2 separate regions of the Mus musculus genome follow, and region 1 is linked to region 2. A link is a loop called in an ENCODE intact Hi-C map of the cell type or tissue named here. Cell type or tissue: heart. All regions are shown on one strand.

Evidence for each region. Peaks named below come from ENCODE experiments on the same cell type or tissue, not always from the same donor. Only the 100,000 strongest peaks of a DNase experiment are listed, where the experiment ranks them.
Region 1: it touches region 2 in a loop (2.3-fold over the local background); 3 of 42 quality-filtered maps call a loop at or near these places.

Annotation. Positions count from the first base shown.
Region 1 is chr13:30,333,621-30,338,620 of GRCm38, forward strand. Agtr1a (angiotensin II receptor, type 1a) reads left to right here and starts at 2,736. Exons shown (of 3, transcript NM_177322.3): 1 at 2,736-2,969. In heart, no CTCF peak of the experiment used is centred here; a DNase peak (open chromatin) is centred at 2,901; H3K4me3 peaks cover 1,374 bases; H3K27ac peaks cover 935 bases; H3K27me3 peaks cover 271 bases.
Region 2 is chr13:30,528,268-30,533,267 of GRCm38, forward strand. No RefSeq gene overlaps it. Among named protein-coding and RNA genes, the nearest start is that of Uqcrfs1, 15 kb to the right of the region's middle. In heart, a CTCF peak has its summit at 2,716 (motif pointing left); no DNase peak of the experiment used is centred here.

The sequences.
Region 1 (5,000 bases), 190 kb before region 2:
AATTTTCCACACTAATTTCCATATTGGCTGCATCAGTTCTCAATCAAAAGTCCCCCCTTTCCTGCATCCTCAATAACATTTGCTAACACCTGTTTTCTTCATCTTCACTATTCTTAGGGCTGTAAGATGGAATCTTAGACTAGTTTAATTTTCATTTCTCTGATGGTTAAAGATGTTGAACATTTTATAATATATTTCTTAGCCACTGTTATTTCTTCTTTAGAGAACTCTGTTCAGATCCAGAGGCCATTTTTAAATTGTGTTTTCTTGACTTTTTTTGTTACTTATATATTTTGGAAATTAATCCTATAGTTAAATAACTTAAATATATATTATGTGTTATGTGTTAATACATTATGTTATGTCATATGTCAAATGTCATAATTATATATCATGTTATAGTATATGCTACATGTCACATGTTACATGTTAAATGTCATGTTATATACTATATATAATTCATATGCATGTTATGTATAATAATATAATTTATATGCATATCATATATAATTAAATAGTTTATATATTCTGGAAATTAATGTATAGCTGGAAAAGATTCTTTCCTACTCTGTGGGCTTCCACCTCACTCAGTTGGCTGATTCTGTTTCTCTCCCTGTGCAGAAGACCTTTAGTTTCCATGGGGTCTCATTTGTCAGTTGTTGGCTGTAGTTCTGGAGGGAACAGAGTTCAGGAAGCCCTGTCCCGAGCTTGTCTCCTGTAGGGCGCTGCTCCTGTTATCTTCCAGCAGAGTCTTTGTTCCAGGTTTCATAACAGAAGACCTGCACTTTTAAAAACTGAGTTTATATCTTTGCAAAGATTCAACCAACATGCCTGTGACTTTTCACAATGCCAGAATTTATTGGATAACAATAAATTCACAAGGAATATTGACTTTGTAAGAATCAATTTGCTAAGGAGTGTCCAATTCCTTGATAACCTGACAAGGCAAATGCAGAAACACAGACCCTTTTATTCCAATCTTACCTATGAACATTAACTTTCAGATTATGCACTATACATCACACACACACACTATACACACACTATATATACACACACATATATGTAATTTAGACATCGGCTACATAGCATTGAAGAGTATCTAATAGGACTCAGGGAATTGCAAAGATGCTTGAGAAGCAGGCAGCTAAAGGGGTCAAAAGGGGCCTCTATGGTAATGAGATAACCGCTGCTGGAGGTCTGCTGCTAAAAGTCAAGGTTTGAGCTGAGCCACTGGCAGAGGCTTTAGCAGCCAAGTGCAGGACTCAGCCCTGGAGACAGTTTCATGTCAGGTAGAGACACACAAGTGGGCATATGTGTCACTTCAAATAGAACAGCCACATCATAGCAGAGACTGAGCTAAGTTGAAGCCTCTAGGAGGGCTGGGCACTCTGTGACGCACACAGGGTGGAAAGATAGGGCTTCTTACCCCTGAAGCCTTAGGGCTTCTTCTCTTCATGGGGCTCAGGTGAGAGAGCTGCACCCTTTTCCAGTCTTGCCAGTCCAGTGTGCTGTCACTCCTGGTTTCCCAGATTTGATATTAACCTCGGCGTGTGTGGCTATAGTCTCCATTTACTTCGATTGTTTTTTAAGTAGCGGGGCATGGGGCGTGGGGTGGGGGTGGGGGCTTTCTGCCTTAAGAAATAAATTGTTAATCTATCTGTGCCATGTAGCTGGTGACAGGCAGATGATGTTTATGTGCACATCAAGGTGCGAATTCTACTTCTGCATTTTCACTTTAAGTGGAGTCAATGCTGCTTGTAAAATACAAACTCTGCAGTCGAAAGCCATTGTTTTGCACAATGTCGAGTAATTCAGAGCAGGGCACATCATGGTCTCAATACCTTTATTTTTCCACTGGATTTGAATCGCTAGCACTTCATTAGGATTTGCATCTCCATCCATAGAAGCTGTTAGTCTGAAGTTGGCTTGTACTGTGTTGCCTGAGTTTGGTATCAGAGTAATTCTGGCCTCGTGATACACTGCAGAATGTATTTCCCCTTTCCTTTCCTTTCCTTTCCTTTCCTTTCCTTTCCTTTCCTTTCCTTTCCTTTCCTTTCCTTTCCTTTCCTTTCCTCTCCTCTCCTCTCCTCTCCTCTCCTCTCCTCTCCTCTCCTCTCCTCTCCTTTCCTTTCTCTCTTTCTTTCCTTTCTCTCTTTCTTTCTTTTCTTCCTTCCTTTCTTCCTTCCTTCCTTCCTTTCTTTCTTTCTTTCTTTCTTTCTTTCTTTCTTTCTTTTTTTCTTTCTTTCTTTCTTTCTAATTTAGAATTGAGTTCATTTTGTTCTCAAATATTTTGTGCTATTTTTTTGGCAGTCTGTTTTTATTTTAAAATAAATGCAGCTTGAGCCACGTGTAAACTAGGAGGAACTGATAATCTTTTATTTTACAACTCTGAAATTAATCCATGCCATATGTAATCCACAGCACAGGCCTCAAATTTTGAGTCAGCCACAGCGAAGAAAGGGAGTTCCTTAATTCATCCTTAAAATTTTTCCAAGATTTTTTTTTTCTTCTTTCTAAGTGAAGCATTTATCTTGGAGTCAGTTCATGTGGCCTTACGCCCACCTCCCTCCATCTTCAACACTTCAGGCTGGGATGTGGGATTCAGGACCAGCTGAGCTTGGATCTGGAAGGGCACATCGGTGACTGGCAGCAGGGAAGACTCCGTCAGAAACTGGAGAGGGAGAGGGTTGGACAGAGGGTCTCGGGGCGGGGCGGGGCGGGGCGGGGCGAGGGAGGAGTGCAAAGCCTTAGGGTTGGAACCTGCGGAGTAGCAACGTCCCCCTAGGCTATAAATATGGAAGTGCCTCGCTGCTGATCGCCAGGCAGTTGGGAGGGACTGGATGATGCTGTCTGGCCGGAGAGGACTCGAGGCTTGAGTCCTGGTCCACGGGTCGCTGGGGTGGGTCGCTGGGGTGGCTGAAGCCAGTACCAGCTCTGCGGCTCTCCCAGCTCTGCTGCTCTCCCGGGTGAGTCCTAGCCCAGGCGTCCCGCCAGCGTGGTGATCAGGGGCGGGAGTGGGTAGGTTCCTTGTCACCACATCTGAATCTAGAGTACTGGGCACGGAGGACCCGGGGGACCCAGGGGAGCGAGCTCACTCCCGGCCAGCGGAATGAGCCTGGAGGGGGCTGCCCTTCACCGGATCAGGTGGGAGGAAAGTGCGCTCGTTTGCAGCGTGGTCCAAAGGAGTCATAATGTTTTGATCAAACTCTTCGAGTACAGGCTAGAAATCTACAGAAATGTGAGGCAAGCAAGTCAGTTTTCCGCCGTGCTTTTAAATAACTGTTGTATTTTAGCTGTGACCTGAATTTAACCGTAGCCTGTATGACCGCGGGGCCAAAATCTGAAGTTGTGCTACTTTGAGCTTAAGTTAAGATTGTCCCCAGCCTCACCTTTGTTTGCCAATGACCCTGCACTGCCTTCTCTCCTTCTTCTCAGTGCGGGTTCTACTAGTGGATCATCAGTATCACATAGATGGTAGTGGGGCCAAACGCCATAACCACAGGTGTTCCCAGCCAAGCTTTGATACTTCAGTCAGAAGTGGGGAGAAGCTGGTGGCTGCATCTCAGCAGGCTGTCTTGGCCTGTAGTCCTCACTGGATTTCAGTGGCTCCGATTCAGTACTGAAGCGAGCGAGCGAGAGCAGGGCTCTCCACTCTTCTACCTCATTTCACTTTCTTGAGAAACCTTTAGGCCAGTGTCTCCGCAACCTCAGACTATGGTGGTCTCCAGAAAATTTAAGCCAATCCTGCTCAAGACTTCACCTGCTCCCTGTCTTTGGTTAAGCACAGGAGAATAGGCTACGGGTGTCCATGTTTGCCCATGTCCTTAAGCATAAAGACCCACCATCAACTCCAGGGAGACGTCTTTTTTTTTTTTTTTTTTTTTTTCAGGAAAATTTGGGCACTCTGTGTGCCCTGAGGTCTCATTTGGAAGTCGACAACATTAATTTCCTCCTGTGTCGTTCCAGGAAAAGAGAGAGAGAGAGAGAGAGAGAGAGAGAGAGAGAGAGAGAGAGAGCAGCCTCACAGCCTGCTCTCTGCAGTCAGTAATCATTGTTTCCCTTTTCAAGGTACTTCATTCCTAAAGCGATTTTCTTGAGAGTTACCGCCACCGAGTCCCTGTATTTATTGCCCCTAAGCAAAAGCCTTAACCCACTTTACAAATATAAGGACTCCAAGAAGCTTGTTTTAGTGTTTTATCTCCTTGGTTTAACCACAAACAAACAAACACTACCTGTCCTGTTTGCTTATCTCGGAAGTCTTTTTGGAGCCATTAAGGCCCCACTTGGACGGTCACTTCTCCATCAATTTCCTGCTAATGCCCAGGAACCCTCCTTGTTCTTACCCTGAATTAGCTGCGCGATATTAAGAGTGCTTTTATTTATCTAACAATTCTGAGTCTCTGGTCACTGCACAGAAGGTCTCTTACAGTCTTTTAAAACCTCGATACTTTCTGGTTTTTGGTTATTGCTGACTACATAAAAGTCTAGACTGGTTACCTTATTATCCCATGATAAAAGTCTTCGAAACTGTTAACATCTCTGGTTAAATGTTTCTTAGTGAGAGGTCCACAGGTCTATCCTCAAATCACAGGTGACAATTCCTATAATGTATGATATATACTGCTTGAGGTTTAGGGAGGGGCCTCAAGTTGTAAGGTGTTAAAATTGACTGACTTTTCTGAGCCCTTCTTCTCTTCCTGGATGCCTTGTTTTTGTTGGTGGTGTTGGCTTATTTTCCCCTTTACAAGGTTTTAATTTCTAGTTTTACTCTTCCTTGGAACTCAGAGAACATCTAACTAACTAACTAACTAACTAACTAACTAACTAACTCTGCATCCACCACCTTAGAAGAGAGTGGGTTTTCTCTTATGTGAAAACCTGTTATCCAGAGATTTACAAAATGTTTGCCCATCACAGTATCTGAGTGAGGCTTGCTGAGCTCCGGTCATCTTGCCTTACCCTGGTCAGTGTAGGAAGGACACACTATGTGCCGTTCA
Region 2 (5,000 bases):
GGAAGGCCGTGGTCTCATTAGAGAGAAAGAGAAGGGGAGAAAGTCATTCCCAGAGTGAAAGAGGCAATTTCTTCATACAAGTCTGTATCCTTATCCATAACTGACATGCCCATAATGTTATTAAAATTTTAGATTCCAAGCTAGACGGGGTGCTGTGTGCCTTTGATCCTGACATTTGAGAGGCAGAGAGAGTTCAAGGCCACCCTGGTCTCTACAGGGAGTTCTAGGTCAGCCAGGGCTACATAAAAATCCTATCTCATTAAAAAAAAAAAAAAAAAAAAAGTAGAAATCTTATAGGGTGTGAGAGCATACTAAAACATAATAGTCCTCCAAGCTGGGTTGTGAAAAGGGATATATTTTTGACAAGAGAAGGATCTGCACCAAAAACTACCTAGTAGCCATGTTGCTGACTGTGCTTAGCTGGGTTAACACGAGGTTCAGTGGATTTGACTTGATGTGCATTTTCCTAGCAGATCTGGAAACACACGGAGGTGGGAGGGAGGATGCTGGTTCTTAACAGGCTTTCTTTCTCAATCCCTTTTTATTCAACCCAGCACAGAGGCCATGGATGGACCTTCCTTCCTCATCAAATATCTCAGCACACGGACTCATCATGGGTAAAGTACATTAAATGTTTCCAATGCTTTCCGCTGGTCCTGGTAGCACACACCTGAAACCGCAGCACTTAAGAGGCTGAGGCTAGAGGGTTACTATGAGTTCGGGGCCAGCCTGGGATATCTAAGGAGTTCTAGGATAGCCTGAGTCACAGCATGTATTAAAAGAAACACAAATAAAACCCCCACTCTTAGGACACAGTGTTCTCCAGACTTCCCTGCTCTGTCACACCCTGGACACCCTCACCAGGCCCATGGGAGCAGACGAGGGGTTGGCAAGAGTTCTAGAGTGGGACTTGCTGGGACCTTACTGGTAACCTATGGATATCTGGGAAGCCCTCTTGTCTAGCTGAATGAGGTTAAGCCCTGGGGGGGGGGGGGGTTTCCTGTGAAGAGATCTCCTCATAAAAGGGCTGATAGCTTAGACGTTTTAGATATTTAAGACTCCTCTTTCTTGTGCTTTCCTTTGTTATTGGGCGGCATCAGAGATGGCGGCTGTACTTCACTTCTGCTTCACCAGAACGCCACAGTTCTGTCTTGACCTGAGTTACAGCCCCCAGAATTCATGCTTTGAAGCCCCCAGCCCGGGCTACTTTTCTATTCCTCCCGAGAGACAGATGAGCTGTCCCTTTCTCAAGCGTCGATCTACAAAAGGACATGAGAAGATGGGTCAGTTCCACCATTAGACACTCTCATTGCCAAGGATGGGAAAATGTCTCTGGAAAGGACAGAGTGCTCTGTGACAAACAAGGCTTGGTTCCAGGCTTCAGGGTGGCAGGCAGAGCTGTGTCCTGGACCCAGGGTCCCCTCAGTCCCATCAAGTCACCCAGATTGGCTGTCAGCAATTGTCCCACCCACTCTAGACAGGTCTCAGTTTATTCTTTTGATGACAAAGCAAAAGAAAAACACTGTGCCTGTTAAAACTGGCTGCAAACATCAAATTAGAACTTCTCGAGTTATTATCTTCACGAACACTGTCTGTGGTTCTCACAGGAGTGAAACTTGGACGCTGTGCCCCAAGACCTCTGTCCTTCTCATGCCAAGCCCCTTCTGACAGGACACAGGTATTCACAAGAGTGACTTCCACATGTTGTAAGGCCAAGGCAGAGGAAGGGGATAGAGAGGAAGATGTACTTATAAACACTGTCTCATTTCATTTTCAAAAGAGCTCTTCAGGGCACGTCCCACTGTTGCCATTTTGTAAAAGGAATGGGGGTCAGAGATACGGGGTGGCTCTCCTAGGTCACTTAGCTGGGAAAAGGTGGGCTCGATATTGAAAGTCAAGTCTTCAGGGGAGAGAGGGAAAGTGCCGGGTGGACACTGATAGGCATGAAGTAGGTTGTAGTCCGATAGAAAGCACACATCCCATCTAAACAGTCTTTCTGCCGGGCGGTGGTGGCGCACGCCTTTAATCCCAGCACTTGGGAGGCAGAGGTAGGCAGATTTCTGAGATCGAGGCCAGCCTGGTCTACAAAGTGAGTTCCAGGACAGCCAGGGCTATACAGAGAAACCCTGTCTAAAAAAAAGTCTTTTATGGAATGCATCATACAGGACAAAAAGAATACTACCATTAAATCTTAATCTGTAAGCATTATTTTCTCCAAATATATTTCCCTGGTATTTCCTTTACCAAGCACAAGTCCTTTGTATTCTCTTAATTGTCTATAGTGTGTAACTATTATCTGGATATTGTATCATAAATACCTCCATAGCAGATATATATATCATTAAAGTATCAACTTTACATAAGTCTCCACAACTCATACTGAATTAACTGAATATCCAAGGCTATAGAGCATACAGTGTAAACATTTTATAGAAGAACTATGATTTGATATCAGTCCTGTTCTTAAGTGTGCAGTTCTGTGTTCTTGTCAAACTTTGGAAATTCCTAACAATGGGGTAGAAGTTATTTTCTGAAACCCCACAGTTTTGAGGAATTGAAAATTCTGTTGTAAATGTAAACACAAATGAATCATGTGGCTTTCTGATTGACTGGCTCACTAAGACTCTAATTCTCACTTGTCACACAGAAACACATCAACACAGAAAGCGAACCCTCACCAATCCGTCCTTCTGTCATCTGCTGCCCCCTACTGGAATGAAAGGATAAAGCAGACAGTGTGCTCCAGAATTCCCACCGAAACCTCAGGAGGGAAAGCAGCTGGCTCTGAGTGGCCCTAGTGATGTGATAAAAACATGCTAAGTTACAGAGAAATCAAGATACAGGCTTTCTGATTCGGAAAAGAAACAAACTAAAATGTGATAGTCAAGGCGATACGACACGTAAGAAGTCAAATGAAGCGCGGCTGAGAGAAAGCCGAGATTCGGTCCTTCATTAGAATGAAACGTCCTTTCGTCTCTTAGTTTTCATTTGACGTCCCTGTGAAGGTGATCATTCCACAAAAAGCGGTGTACAGATTCAATGCAATCCCAATAGGAATTCCGACAGCATTCTTCACAGAAATAAAAGAAAAAAAATCCTAAAATTAGTATGGAACAAAAAAAACTATTAAGACTCCTCTTGAAATTGGAGTCTGGAGGGAGAGGGTGCTTTCCTCGGTTTACCTTGCTTTCAGCAGGCACAAATGTGAATTAGAAAACCTCTCTGTGATTTACAATGGAGACAACCTGGGACTCATTTACCTTCCTTAGGCAAAGAAACAGTTAAACTGTCTCACAATGACATCTGACAGCCTTTGTGGCTTCCTATAAATTGTAAAGCCCTCACAGCAGGTGGAAAAGTCTCCCTCCCTTCTCTCCTCTTTCCCCTCTTCCACCTCCATTAAGCCTGGGTCACTGAGAAAGGATATTTGGAAATTACTTTGAGTTAATGTCCCTTTTCTTTCCACGTGGGCACCTGAGTTAAGACTATTATTTCCGATTTTAAGCTGAAATTCTGGGAATCGGGGAGGTCTTTCCTAGTGTTCTTGTCCAGTTATTGGTGTTGATTAGCCATAGCATATGTAAAAATCCATCAACATAATACTATATAAGCAAACTCAAAGGAAAAAAAACCCACATGGTTATCTGATTACATCTGAAAAAGCCTTTGACAAAATAGAACACCCCTTCATGATAAAAGTGTTGGAGAGGTAAAAAATTCAAGGCACATACCTAAACATATCAAAGCAATATACAGCATGCCAATAGTCAATATCAAAATAAATGGAGAGAAACTTAAAAACAATTCCACTGAAATCAGGGACAAGACAAGGCTGTCCACTGTCCATAGCTATTCTACCTAGTACTTGAGCAAGACCAATGAGACAACTAAAGGAGATCAAGGGGTTACATATTGGGAAGGAAGACTTGAAGGTACTGTTATTCACAGTTGATATGATTATATACATAAGTGACCCCCAACATTCTACCAGAGAACTCCTATAGCTGATAAACAACTTCAGCAAAGTAGCTAGAGACAAAATAACTCAAAGAAGTCAGTGGCCCTCCTTTATACAAATGATAAATGGACTGAGAAGGAAATTAGGGAAACAACACCCTTCACAATAGCCACAAATAATATAAAATACCTTGGTGTAATTCTAACTAAGCAAGTGAAAGATCTGTATCATAACTTATCTTTGAAGAAAGAAATTGAGGAAGATATCAGAAGATGGAATGACTTACCATGCTCATGGATCTGTAGGGTGAACACACTAAAAATGTCCATCCTATCAAAAGCAATCTACAGATTCATCACAATTCACATCATAATTTCAACACAATTCTTAACAGACTTTGAAAGAACAAGACTCAACGTCATAATGGAAAAACAAAAACCCAGGATTTCTCAAACAATCCTGTATAGTTTCACATCTGACAGAGAGCTGGCATCTAAATATAACTCAAGAAATTAGACATCAGTCAACAAATCAAATAATCCAATTTTTAAAATGGGGTACAGATATAATCAGAGAATTTTCAGAGGTATCTCTAATGGCTTAGAAGCACTTAAAGAAATGTTCAGCATCCTTAGTCATCAGGGAAATGCAAATCAAAACGACTGTGAGATTCCATTTTACACCCATCAGAATGGCTAAGATCAAAAACTAAAGCAACAGCTCATGGTGTCTAGGATGTGGAGCAAGGGGAACACTCCTCCATTGTTGGGGGGAATGCAAACTTGTACAATCACTTTTGAAATCAATTTGGAGGTTTCTCAGGAAATTGAGAATAGTTCTACCTCAGGACCCAGCTACACCACGTCTGGGATATACCCAAAAGATGCTCTATCATACCACAAGGACACTTGCTCAACTATGTTCATAGTAGCTTTATTTGTAATAGCCAAAAACTGTAAACAACCCAGATGTTCCTCAACTAAAAAATGGATAAAGAAAATGTAATTTGTTTACACAGTGGAGTACTACTCAACTATTAATA